Regions from separate parts of the Homo sapiens genome. Here region 1 is linked to region 2. Evidence: chromatin loops called from intact Hi-C (ENCODE). Cell type or tissue: dorsolateral prefrontal cortex. All regions are shown on one strand. Each heading gives the region's core, and the rest is flanking DNA. Links, peaks and the distances in the headings are about the cores only. Region 1 has its middle 350 kb from the start of BCKDHB. Region 2 overlaps BCKDHB (branched chain keto acid dehydrogenase E1 subunit beta).

Region 1 (4,402 bases), core at 139-4,138, 250 kb after region 2:
ATATTTCCTATTTTACACAGAGACCATTCCGGCCTCCTCTCCCATTTATTTCCTGCATATAGAAGCATCCTGCGTTTAACATTGTGAATGTATCTCATGCTCCCATGAGTAATATCCTTAAAGACCAAGACATATGTGTGGGAAGTGAGAGAGGAAGTGTAGAGATGTAAAGATATTTTACATTCTTTTGTGTATTTAAGTTGTCAGCCTAGGTTACCACACCTACTGAAACATAAATAAAATCTCACATCTTCTGGGAAATTCAGGGCCTCCCTCCAAGATTTCTACAAATTCTGGAAGGTTTACAGTCTCCTTTTCATAGTTACCCTCATTACCATTTCCTGTTGGTCCTGAATCTCACACATGTCGCATCTCCTCAAGACTTTACCTTATCTCAGCTTTGAACCTACCTGACTTGAAAACTACTACTGTTCTTGGATTTTCCTGATAATATGGCTCATGTAAGGCATTCATAGTAGCAGACTATGCTGAAGTCTTGTAGGGCTTAGACTCCTTTATACCATGCAGTAAAAATAGCATACTAGATATTTCTTTTCTTCACTGTTATTTCAGTACCCGTCAACGGAGAAATTTCTCACTAGCTAACTCCACAAGACATGCACCTATGCAATGGGATATCCCCTACAGGACCGGATCCCTTCCCTCTCTGCATGTTTTCAATCCCACATAAATCTCCCCTTCTGCAATTCTTAAAATCCTTAATGTTTTAACAAACATTTAGCTATCTCTTATCACATTTCCAACCACATTTTAGGTGTCTTGTCTTTCACACCCCAAACAAAGTAGCAGGTCAAGAAGGCAAGCTAAAAAGAAGACCATTGACGTTGGAGAGCAGGCATGCTGAGTACTACCTCAGGGGCAGCTGGGACTCAGTAACCGTTCTTTTAAATAACAAACCTTCGCTGGGCGCGGTGGCTCATGCCTGTAATCCCAGCACTTTGGGAGGCTGAGGTGGGTGGATCAGGAGTTTGAGACCAGCCTAGCCAATATGGTGAAACCCCATCTCTACTAAAAATACAAAAATTAGTCTGGGGTGGTGATGGGCGCCTGTAGTCCCAGCTACTCGGGAGGCTGAGGTGGAAGAATCTCTTGAACCCTGGAGGCGGAGGTTGCAGTGAGCCGAGATTGCACCACTGCACTCCAGCCAGAGGAACAAGAGCGAAACTCCATCTCAAAAAAAGAAAGAAAGAAAAAAAACTACCGCCAACAAAAACCCTAAAACAACAACACATAGTGCTTTTCACAAAGTAGATATCGGATGTCCATACGTTGAATAAAAGAACAATTGCAACAACAAAATCCAAGGTACTTCCCTGCTCAGGTAAGAGGCTGTGGCTCTGACAAAGCTTTGGGGGTGTCTCTCACCTGCCCCATCATTCACACTTCCTTTCCTAGCTCCCAGATTTCTGTCTATTGTTGTTAGCTGGTTGCCACTTAATCCCCGGTAAAAGTTTATCTTACAAAGGTGTAAAGCATGTGTAGCACTCCTTTCCGCTTCTCCATCACTTACCAGAAAACAAAAAAGCCTTCAAGATTCAAAGTAAAGCAGCTAAGCATTTAAGTATGAAGATAATATTTAGCCTGAAGGTCCTGCCAGTTGTCCCTTAAATGCCACTTGCTAAGTGGCTCAATGTACTGTAAGACAGCATCACTTTGGGTACTTGTTGAAAGTGCAGAATCTTACTGGATCACAATCTATGAGGATTCTTACTGCATTCTTAATAAGCTCCTTGAGGGATTCTTATGCTCAAAAGCCTGAAAGCTATAGTGTAAATGCATTCTCATACATGTGTTTCAGAGAAAAAAAGGATTCTTCCCTTCTTAGGACTAGTACATCTTCCGTCTTGATCCTTCTGCCTTCTCATGGAGGAAAATATGAGTTCATTATGCTGTATTGACAGCCAAACACATTTCTGTTTTGTTTTCATGTTGGCCACAATAAACTGTTTTTTTAAATAATAAATCAATTAGACTTCTTCATCATAAACAGATTTCTGAACACAACCACTTATATTGTGAACTTATGTGACACACTCCTTTTTCCGATAAGTAGCTAGAGAGTAAACAAGAAGCATACAGATAAATTTGGTGGCATTTTAAATTACATAAGAAAATGAAATAGGAAGTAACCTCAGCTGGAATGTGACTTGCAACTAGAACTACTGAACATGGCATACCTGGTGTGAGCTTGGCACACGTGAGTAGGACTTTCAATGGTCAGCCACCTCTGCTGCCTTTCAGACTTATGCTTTCTTTAGAGGCAAGTCCCTGGACCCTTGAAGTATGGGAATTTAATGCTGACACCAGCAGAAAAATGCCACCCTTCTAGTCCCCTGCAGCTATTGCTTGACTTTCTTGGATTGCAGCAGAACTCACCTCCTCTGCAAATCCTGACCCTGCTGAGTGTGTGAGCTCTGGCAGTGTGTCCAGGCTAAATTGGCACACACTCCCTCCTGTCTGTTTGGGTGAGTCACTGAGTGTTCAGAGCACATTTTCCCTTCATTGGCTGCCAGCTATAGCTATTGGCTCACTCATTCTCTTTGGAACAGCTCAGCACTCTTGTGCTAATGCAATTGCTTGAACTGATGTACAATTGTGTAGAGTCCTGCAGGAAAGCATAAAACTGCTGAAGGCTGAGACCTGTCTCATCTACCGGGAAGTCAGACAAAGATGCTTACCTTGGTTTACTTGTTGCTAACATACTCATCCTATTTGTGGCCCTCTTATGGCTTCCTAGTGTATAGAAACCTCACAAATTGCAAAGACTCAAAAGTGCCAGTGGCCAGGAAATCAAAGACAAATGTTTCCCCTTTCGTCTGCGTCTTAAGATGAGAAACAAAGGGTTTGTATATCTGGAAATATGGGCAATTTTTCTCCTTTTTCTGCTATTCTCAGCACTTGTGTATTTTGGAGTGCATTAGCTGAAGCTTGTATATAGACATAGATTTCACGTAAGTTAACTGTCTTCCTATATAAGCTACTACCTTCATTAAAAGCAGGGAACTATTCTCTTTTGTGTCTATCACAGAACCCAGTTATAGGTTGAGTTCAATGAAGCCTTAGAAAGGCTTGTTGAAAAACTGAATGGGGCAAACTCTTGTAGAAAAGCCAGGAGTGTTGAAGGAAGGACTATTTTGCCAGTCATCTTAATTTTTTCTGCACAATTTCTGCAGATCAAAGGAAGGCTTCACTTATTCTTGGAGAGAAGAAATGCATAATAAATCAGTCTGCAGTAACCTAATTTCACCTCCTGGGTCAAACAAATAGCCAGAATCAAGTTTTAAAGAAAAAGTGTTTGTGGGAATCTGGGCACATGACAGAGGCTGGGCATTTTATGTGAATTTGTCCACGTGTATGAATGTCTTAATTTTTCCAGTTATTGTTTAGTGGATGGAAGAAGCAGCAGGAGCTCTGTGAAGGCAGACAGTGTGTATGGTGGTTTAGATCTTGGACTCTGAAGTCAGAGATTCGAAACGGATTCCTGTCTAGGCCACATACAAACTCAGTGAATACGTGTGACACCACTTAACCTCTTTAAGCCTCAGGTGCTTCATGTATCAAGCATGTGTAATAGAAATCCCTCATGGAGTTGTGGTTAGAGTTAAATGAGATAATTAATGTCAAGTGCTTAGCCAGGTAACTATAGTAATCAATAAATGATAGTTATTATTACTAATAGTGTTTGATTACATGTGGACATTGAGGGATGGGGTGACTGAGACTTATATTCATATATTAATTTGTTTCTAATGTTGACCTGAATTTCTATGTAGTTCACTGTGAGAAAAAAAGTAAAAAAATCACCTAACTGTCATGAACAAAACTAAGCTAAATATCAGTGTCACTAATCATCAGGAAAATGCAAATTATAATTATAATGAGATATTAGTCACACTTGTCAGGATGACTATTATTTTAAAAAACCCACAAAATATAATAAGTGCTGTTGAGGATGTGGAGAAATTGGAACCGTTGTGCAATGTTGATGGGAATGCAAAGTGGTGCAGCCACTATAGAAAACAGTATGGAGGATTCTCAAAAAATAAAAAATAGAACTACCATAGGATCCAGTGATCTCACTTCTGGGTATTTATCCAAAAGAATTGAAATTAGTATTTCAAAGAGATATTAGCACTCCTGTGTTCACTGCAGCACCATTCACAGTAGCCAAGATGTGGAAACTATCCAAAAGTCCATTGACAAATGAGTAGATAAAGAAAATGTGGTATATACACATAATATAATACCATTCAGCCTTTAACAAGAAGGAAATTCTTTAAGATGCAATAATATGCATGAACCTTGAGAACATTTAGCAAAATAAATAAACCAGCCACCGAAATACAAAGACTGCATGATTCCACTCATATGAAGTATCTAA
Region 2 (4,402 bases), core at 220-4,219:
CCTCCCTCTCTTTCTTCCTTCCTCTCCTCTTGGTCCATTTTTTCCTTAAATGTTGGTGATTTTTACCCTTTACTTCTCCCTCTACATGCTTTCTACGTATTTGTATGACTTCATTTACCTTCTACATGCCATCTTTGTAATCAGTATCTGTGGTACTGACTTCTCTCTCTAAGCACCTCTTTCCATCTGTTTTCTAGACATCTATACTTGTTATTTTCGCAGAATATGGGCTTCAACATATTTAAAACAAATTTATAAATTCTCCATGCAGATCAGTTCCTGAGACTTTAAATACTGTCTCTAATAGTGACATCAGCATTCAACTAGTTTTTGAGGCTAGAACCTTTGTAGTCATTCTCTGCATATTTTTCTCTTTATTTCAGGTTCATGTGATCCGAGAGGTAGCTTCCATGGCAAAAGAAAAGCTTGGAGTGTCTTGTGAAGTCATTGATCTGAGGACTATAATACCTTGGGATGTGGACACAATTTGTAAGGTATGAATATAATGGTGATAGAATGTCATTTCCCTGAAACCTTTGGCCAAATATGTTGTATATTTGCAAATAATTCTTTTGAAATTGTGAGCTATGTGAGCATTTTCAATTGATTTAAAACTTTTAAATTTGCAGCATGAAAGAAAGTTGTATAAACAGCTTCATGCTCAAGGAAACAAATCACTATAGAATTTATTTTTCCTCCTGTAGTTTCCTTTGTTTAAAATATTACAAAATGGGGTCCTTTATGCAGTCACCTTGGGTTGAATTGTGTGAGTCATAGAGCATATCAAGGATGCCGAAGGCACCTGTGTTTTTGACTTCTTATTAGTTATGGTTCAGTAAGCTAGGTTTAATTTAGTCAGGTAAATTAAGTGATTTGGCTGAATTTTCATTTATCTTCTCTCCAAAAGTAATGGGGATGGATTTTTTAAAAACATAACTCTGTATATAGTCTTAATACTGTGGATTACAGTCTAAGGGTTATGTGGAGATTCTGGCTCCTCTAATTTACAGTTTCTATCTAAGTAGCCTCATGACCTTTGGCCTGATTACATTGGTCTTGTTTTTACTATTAAGATTTACATAGCCAGTTCCCTCTTAAGAATATAGTTTAGCTCTCATTTACCTCTTTATATCCAGTATCTTTCACACCAATGCCAAGATAATTTAAGAAGCATCTATTTTCATATTGATACAAAGAAGGTTAAGCACTCTGTTTGTAATAGTCTTATCAATTAAGTCTAGCTACATGTAAATTATATGTACCTAGTCTTAATAGATAAGTACAATAGATATATGTACGATTAATAGATAGATGTACAATTACATGTAAAATTGTAGGAAACAATGACATGTATTATTTTTTCTTGATATACTGCTATAGTATAGGGCATTTTATATTTACCACTTTTAAGAGCTTTGGCATTTTCATAGCTTTTACAGGCTCTTTCTTGGGTTAGTTACATGAAAATAACCTGCAGATACTACTGTAAAAGTATAGCCTAGGATGTTTTTAGGTGAAGAGTGTTTTATAATTTAGTAGAAGATGTAAGATTTGTTATAGTAAATGTTTGTGAAGACTCACTTGACACCATCTAAACACTTGACATGCTTACAAATGATCCCGAGCCATTCTATTTGTAGTTGCTGTAATTAAGAGCAATATTTCAGATTGAGTTATTCATAGCTTCATGAAAATAACGCTTTTTGCAGGCATTTTCAAATCAAGTCAGACACCGGGTTTTCTTTCAAATAGCCAGACGTTCCAAATTATAGTTAAACTAGAGTTGTCTTCTTGTTTGCAACATATATCCACCACTTATCCTGGGGTTTGTATTTTTAGTGTAGATGGTGCTTTTGTATGGGGATATGATGTTTTATGATGGCGCAGTGCGGAGGGCATTCACATATGGTCAGGGCAAGCACTTTTAGAACTTTATTTACGTATCTATCTATATATATATAAATAATACCTTAAACATTCAAAAAGCATTTGTAGCAGCTTATTGTAAAGCACAAGTATACTAATACTTCATTTTGGCAACCGTGGAAGCAAAGAGAGTAGAGTTAGGGGCAGAAAGAAGGGTGAAGTTGTTTATATTTACATCGATAGCAGTTTGCTTTTGCATCACTGTGTTAAATCTGTTGGTCGCATCTTTGTCTGATCCTAGAATGCAGATCCATTTTCCTTAGGGCTCTATCCTACTGGGAAAGATGAAAGAGGAGACAAGCGATCTCTACTGAATGAGAAAGTGATGCATCAGACCTCTGACTTATTAGCGTCATTATTTTGTTTTGTTTTGGGATGCTTTCATCCGGTTGTGACAGTGAAAGCCAGCTTCTTGATTGCTTTGGGTCTATTTGAGACTCTCTTCGTTGCTGATGATGGTACCTCTCCTGTTTTCTTTTGATGTATCAAAAGAGGTAAAATTTTGATACTTAGCTTTTTCCTGCTAGGATTTAGAGATGATTTTAAAGAAGAGGGCCCTATAACCAAATATTTATATGGAAAATGAGGGTTTTTTTTCCCCCAGAGTGAAGCTTTTTTAATTCATCTTGATGAATTCTATAGTAACCAAAATTTATATTATAATCTCTTTTAATTAGCTGTGTTTTATCAGTTGTTTTTGTCTTATGACTCATTAGATCGCTGAGTTTTATTCGTTGTGTGTCAACTAAACCCCAATATATATCTTTTGGAACGCCTGATCAAGAAAAGAAAGCATATTAAAGGCAAAAACGATTCGTTGAACACACATTATCATACTCTATACACTAAAATGCCTCTGGGACACTTGAGGAATTCATACTTCTTGCTTAATCCTTGATACATGGTTTGGAAGTTATAAACCAAAATAAATATTTGCTCGGGGATAGAGAAAGGAGCAGAGTCTTTGACTGTTGCTCAAGGGAGTTAAAAAATTAGAGACTTAAATGGTCCTAGAAACCACAGCTAGTTTTTCCACTCAATTCTGAACTTGATATTAAAAAGCTAAGCTGGAGACTTCTGAAAAGCACAGTAGAAAATTCTTGAGTTTTGAAGTGCTTAAGAGACAGAGACCTACCCTGTGCCATGGGTGTGTGTGTGTGTGTGTGTGTGTGTGTGTGTGTGTGTGTGTGTAGGTGGATTGGCTTAAGAGAATCAGCTGTGTGAGTTCAAAGCCCTGAAATGAGTGGCATGTTGACACCGATGACCTATAGCTGCTTTTTAGTTGGCTACACTTGCTATTTGGTCTCAACCAGGTGTGTAGAATCCAGGTATATAGAACTCATATTTTGTGGGGCTGTAGTGACAAAATTGAAATTTTGAGGGGATTTAAACACATACTTGACCTTTTATTTGCCAAATTCTAAAGGTGTGAATGGTGAAAGGTAAGTAGAAAATATCTGGAAAGTGAAGCTATCACTTGGTAATGAAGTGACAAAGACCCATCATACTCTCAATTGAAAGCCATGGAGAGTTAGGTCTTACAATTAGAGGCAAACCAGATGTAGACCAGGTCATCTCAAACCCACAATACAGCCTCTACCCCTTTGAATTTTTTATTGAATTATGTACTTTTACTCTATCTGCGCAGCAGAGCCAAGGAGTCAATCCTCTCATTATCTGGAACTTCTATAAACCAGCATTCAATAAAAAACTAAGTAGATGAAGAGACAGGAGTATTTGATCAATAACAAAGGGGAAAGAAACAATAAAAAGCAGAAGCACAGCTGATCCAGATATTGGAGTTAGCAGACAAGAACATCTTGATTGTTATGCTTAGGAACATAGAGAAAATAAGGAACAAAAGAGGTAAGAGGGTGGAGAATTACCCTAGAAAGTTTGTGTGTGTGTGTGTGTGTGTGTGTGTACATGTATGTATATGGATCAAGTAAACTTTGTGGAGCCATCAGAGAAATATATATCTGACAATAAGAACTCAATGAATAGGCTTATAACATATCGGACTCAGTAGATGATAGCAATAATGAACTGGAAGGCTAGTTAATAGAAAATGTCCAAATTGAAGCACAAGTCAGAAAAGAGGATAAAACACATTTGGGATCTGGTCAAAAGATCTGTCTTATATACAATTTGAATTCCAGAAAAAGAAGAGAGAGAAAATCTCTAACAGTATCTAAAAAAAAATTCTCATGAAGATTTCAGAACATCATTACACAAGCTTTGTTAACTTTTAAGATTATATTCAAAGAAAACCACACCTGTATGCACAATGGCATAACATCTTAAATTGCTGACTGTGCTAGCCTACAATTCTATATTCAGTGAAAATATCTTTTAAAAATTAAGATGAAATAAAAATAGTTTAGGCAAACAGATATTGAGAGAATTTATCACTAGCAGGCTCTCACTAAAAGAAGGTACTGCAAGGGAGCTCCCTTTGGCAGAAGGAAAATGATTC

What was found. A loop is a pair of places that touch in the nucleus more often than their neighbours do. Peaks named below come from ENCODE experiments on the same cell type or tissue, not always from the same donor. Only the 100,000 strongest peaks of a DNase experiment are listed, where the experiment ranks them.
Region 1: it touches region 2 in a loop (3-fold over the local background); 6 of 110 quality-filtered maps call a loop at or near these places.

Annotation. Positions count from the first base shown.
Region 1 is chr6:80,455,022-80,459,423 of GRCh38, forward strand. It overlaps a transcript of BCKDHB not described here. Among named protein-coding and RNA genes, the nearest start is that of BCKDHB, 350 kb to the left of the region's middle. In dorsolateral prefrontal cortex, for the core only: no CTCF peak of the experiment used is centred there; a DNase peak (open chromatin) is centred at 2,470.
Region 2 is chr6:80,202,719-80,207,120 of GRCh38, forward strand. BCKDHB (branched chain keto acid dehydrogenase E1 subunit beta) reads left to right here. Exons shown (of 10, transcript NM_183050.4): 8 at 384-494. Among named protein-coding and RNA genes, the nearest start is that of BCKDHB, 98 kb to the left of the region's middle. In dorsolateral prefrontal cortex, for the core only: no CTCF peak of the experiment used is centred there; no DNase peak of the experiment used is centred there.